2 separate regions of the Homo sapiens genome follow, and region 1 is linked to region 2. Evidence: chromatin loops called from intact Hi-C (ENCODE). Cell type or tissue: mammary epithelial cell. All regions are shown on one strand.

Region 1 (2,500 bases), 220 kb before region 2:
AGTATATGTGGGAAATAAGGATGTGGACAAATATATTTTTATGATATAAAATGGAGAATATTTTAAAAATAGAAATGATACCTTTAGATTTTTCTTTTTCCCCATCTCTCCTCTTTCTGCATTCTTGCTGGTATTGTTCTTCTCCATATACTTAAATCTAACTCTTTCCCTTCCATGCTTTCTCTACTTTTTTTTTCTTACATCCCCAAATACCTGTTTGAAATGACTCATTAGCACCATTAACATTAAATAGGCCAGGAACCATGACTCAATGCCTGTAATCTCAGCACTTTGGGAAGCTGAGACGGGAAGATCACTTGAGCCCAAGAACTCCAGACCAGCCTGGGTAACATAACAAGACCCCATCTCTACAAAAAATACAAAAATTAGCCAGGCATGGTAGCACGTGCCTGTAATCTCAGTTTCTCAGGAGGCTGAGGTGGGAGGATCACTTGAACATGAAAGGTGGAGGCTGTAGTGGGCAGTGATTGTGCCACTGCTCCCCAGTCTAAGTGACAGAGAAAAACTCTCTCAAAAAACAAAATAAAAGAAAACAAAACATTAAACAAACTAACTGAATTGGAGTCAGTGATTATTGCTCTTTGAAAGAAGGCCCTGGCTTGAAATAAATACCTATGAGACCTGGAAAAAAAATGGATTTTCTTCTACAATAAAAATATTTAAAGGCAAATAGCAAATAAGATAATACAATTTAGTTCATTCCCTTCTACAATGCAGCTCTCTCCTAAAGACAACAAGAGAAGAACTTTGATTGCAGAAGATTAAGTACATACTTTCACACACTTTACATAACACTTCACACCCCATCTCCCCACCCACACACACTCCATATTTACCAAAGTTTACCTGGGTAGCAAAGGGTTAATGTTTCTCATGTCTGTTTGTGTGCATTTTCTGGTTTCATTATTTGTTAAATGGAGTTCAGGCTCCTAAGGAGTACATTTTGTTAGTCCCATTCAACTTGAACTAGAATGCCACTAGTATGGTGATTCATTTCAGGGTTATCACTTCTTTTCTCAAGTTTATGAAAGCTGTGAACAGAAACATCAGGTGGAAGATTGCAATCTCAACGTGAGTGTCAGATATGTCTTTTCATAGCTTTCTTTCATGGCATATGCACAACCAGGCTATTATTAACGAGAATACCTGAAGGTACACCATCTCTCCATGACAAAACAACATTCTCTGCCCAGCTCTCTGCTTCCTAATCTCAAAAAAGACCCTCAAATGAGACTCTAAAATAATCCAACCTGAATAAATACTCAATCTTATAGTCTCCAGATACAACCAATCTAGATGTTGTTGTTACAAGGTAAATCTTCTCAACTTCACTAAAGATTAATAAAGTGTAATCTTTCTGTAGAAACTTTTCTCAACACTCTAAAAAAAAAGGCTAACTAGAAGGAACAGAAGAACAACATACACATGTAAAAACCATATTGAGGGACCAAATTAAAGATAATTATGATTGGAGTTGATGAATTTAAAAGTACCAGAGAAAATTGTATCAGGATTTTTGAATATCCTCTTTGAATGATAATTCTACTCGTTGCCAAAGTTATTGACAGAGTATTTTGTGTTGGGCATGGTGCCAGCTAGGCATTAGGAAGTGGAGAACAAAATAGATTTAGTTCTTATCACCTGGAGTTTACAAATTATAACTACTAGGAAGAAAAAAAGGCTGAGTACTCAGAAAATGTGTAAGATTGAGTGGTCCTGGAAGACACCCCTGAAGGTTGACCAGGAACTAAGTCAAGCAAAGAGCTGTGGGAAAACTCTTCTGAGCAGAGAGAATTCCAGGAACTAAAGAAAGTCCAGGTGTGGTTGAAGATAGACTCAGAAATAAAGAAAGCTGCTTGAGATCAGATTAGTGAAGGAGGGAGCTACCAGATCAAAAGAACTTGCAGAGAAGTGAGGAGACTTTGAAAGGTTTAGAAAGGGAAAGGACAAGTGCTTATTTACAGTGTTAAAGGATTAGTCTATTTGCTGGTGAGAAGGGATTTCAACAGAACAAGAATGGAAGCAGAGAAACATATTGAGAGACTCTTTTAGTCATCCAGGACACATTAATTTTGAAGTTAGTTGATAGAATTTAAGTGATAGAATGATGCAATAGGTGAGGGAGAGAGAGATGTCAAGAACAATGTTCTATTGCCTGGCCTGAGAGGATGGAGATGCCATATATATTTCCCCCAAACTATTTCTCATTCTTCTTTCCCAAACCTGTTTCATCCACAGCGTCCCCTATATCCACTGATGAAAACTCCATCCTTCCACTTTGTGCAGAGCAAAAGCCTTGGAAACATTGTTGACCCCTGTCTTTCTCTCATCTTCCCATGCAAAACACCAGGCAATCATATTGCATTTATTTTCAGAGTATGTCTACCATTGAACCATTAATTACCATCTTCACTGCTACCATCTGCTCTTCTTGATTGTCTCCTCTTGCCTGGATCCCTGCTGTAGTCTACTAATCTGT
Region 2 (2,500 bases):
CGCTGCTTCCTCTCCCTCCTTTTCACATGTGGTAATTACTAGTAAGTATTTGGTAGATTATTCCACTTAACAGGTAAGATTAAAGAAAAATAATAGAAAAACCACTAAACCCAGATTTAAACTTGGCCTATAGTGGTCTGCTGATACGGTTGGGCTCTGTGTCCCCACTCAAATCTCATCTCAAACTGTAATCCCCATGTGTTGAGGGAGAGACATGGTGGGAGGTAATTGGATCACGGGGGCCATTTCCCCATGCTGTTCTTATGATAGTGAATGAGTTCTCAGGACAGCTGATGGTTTTAAAGGGTGGCACTTCCTCTCTTTCTCTCTCTCTCTCCCTCCATCCTCCCTTTCCTGCTCTCCCTCCCTCCCTCCCTTCCTTCCTTTCTCACTCTGTCTCCTGCCACCATGTGAACAAGGTCCTTGCTTCCCCTTTGCCTTCCTCAGTGATTGGAAGTTTTCTTAGGCCTCCCTAGCTACGCTGAACTGTGAGTCAATTAAACCTTTTTTCTTCGTAAGTTACCCATTCTCAGGTAGTTCTTTACCACAGTGTGAAAATGGGCTAATAAATCTGCCTAGGTACCTACTCCTGTGTATCAATTCACCTCTGCAGATTCAGACTTGGCACATGCTCTAAATTTAATCTTATTCCCATAAGAGAGAATGTAAGGAAATGAAGTTATTCAGGTGGTTCAGCTTCTGATCACTACTACTACTTACCAGGGCTGCTTTGATCTTCACACCTGGTTCTAACAACTGCGTGCCTACTTTTCTTTCTGTAACAATGTTCTAATCTTTATAGAACAAAAGCAATATTTAAGTCACTGATTTTTTCTTATATAAGTAATCTGTGCATTAATGCATCTTGATACCCCAATACGTTTAATACTGTCACCTGGCATTTTTCACATTGCTAATCCTTGAAACAGAATTACTGTTGCAGTATCCCAGTATGGTAATTGGAGATATATTTGGTTGGTGCAAAAGTAATTGCAGTTTTTGCCCTTACTTTCAACGTTGGCAGCACTTTACTTTTGTACCAACCTAAACACAAACCTGGCACCTGGCATTTCTGTACCTGACTCTGGCTAATTCAATATTACTCGTTTTCCACTCTGCTCTTCCATTGCCCTGCTGTACTCAATCCCTGCTGGGCTGCCTAAGGCTATTCTCTACATGAGTCTAACTTCAAGTCCCCCTATGAAATGTAGCCAGATTTGCTTCCATAGAGGTGCATTCCTTAACAGACCTAGCCACTTACCCCCAAAATATGGCATAAGCTCTAAATATATTTTCCTCTTCTAATGCACCTTTTGTGCCACACTACAATTTAGCCAGCAAATTTCTTCGAAAAAAATTTTTTTTTTTGGTGGGGGGTGTTAGGTTTTGTTTTTTGTTTTGTTTTGTTTGCTTTCCTTTGCTTTGCCTTTAAAAGATATTTACATAGAGCAGCAGAGACCTCTACTGGCAATTCAGGTTAATTCCCTTAAATGCTCATATAATATAACTTGTTGACTTTACTTTCTTCTGTATTGGTTAGTAAGTGGCATTTAGTTTGATCAATGCCATAGTAAATGCAAGCCTGGATTTATGTAGTGTCTTAAGGAAAAAAGGGATTTTACTCTGAATGCCTAGTGCAGAAACAAATATTCACTTTAAAGAAAAAGAAAACTAATAAAAGAAAGCATACATAGTAGATAACTGACAGTTTATAGATAACACAGGCAAAGCCAATGTGCTTCTCCATATGGACAATTCAAGAATGAAAGATGATTCCAGCGTAACATGCCATCAAAGGGCAAGGTGGATTTACCCTGAATCCAACGAATGCTTACCCGACGTTCGGGTTTTTTGATGCAGCAAAATATGGACCATTGACAAAGATTATTATCAGTGAATTTGATGAGGTGCACAAAAGATAGTTACGCATAGTTAATATAGTTTCATGAGCGATACATAGTTTTGCCAATAGAACCACTTGACTTTCTAGTAGTCTGAGTTCATACTTCAGATATACCTACTGATATTTTGAAAAGAAAAAAATGGCCCTCAGATCCATAGAGATTTCTGGCTTTGATACAGATTTGGTGGTGGCAGGAGGAAGTCTCTCACAAGGAAAGAAGTGCTTCAAAAACTATAAGGAGAACAGAGAACCTCAAACATGTTGAGCAAAATATTTCAAGGTTCATATAGTGAGTTGGAAGTTGGTTAGTATGTTTCAAAAGAAGACATGCATGCGGCCAAGGATCATATGAAAAAAGCTCAACATCACTGACCATTAGAGAAATGCAAATCAAAACCACAAGGAGATACCATCTCACACCAGTCATAATGGCTACTATTAACAAGTCAAAAAAATACAGATTCTGGTGGGGTTGTGAAGAAAAAGGAATGTTTATACACCGTTGGTGAGAGTAAAAATGAGTTTAACCATTTTGGAAAACATTGTGGCGATTCCTCAAAGACCTAAAGAAATAAATATCATTTGACCCAGCAATCC

The links. A loop is a pair of places that touch in the nucleus more often than their neighbours do. Peaks named below come from ENCODE experiments on the same cell type or tissue, not always from the same donor. Only the 100,000 strongest peaks of a DNase experiment are listed, where the experiment ranks them.
Region 1: it touches region 2 in a loop (7-fold over the local background); 2 of 110 quality-filtered maps call a loop at or near these places.

The regions. Positions count from the first base shown.
Region 1 is chr10:9,081,166-9,083,665 of GRCh38, forward strand. No RefSeq gene overlaps it. Among named protein-coding and RNA genes, the nearest start is that of LINC02676, 180 kb to the left of the region's middle. In mammary epithelial cell, no CTCF peak of the experiment used is centred here; no DNase peak of the experiment used is centred here.
Region 2 is chr10:9,303,784-9,306,283 of GRCh38, forward strand. No RefSeq gene overlaps it. Among named protein-coding and RNA genes, the nearest start is that of LINC00709, 29 kb to the left of the region's middle. In mammary epithelial cell, a CTCF peak has its summit at 1,473 (motif pointing left); no DNase peak of the experiment used is centred here; H3K27me3 peaks cover 220 bases.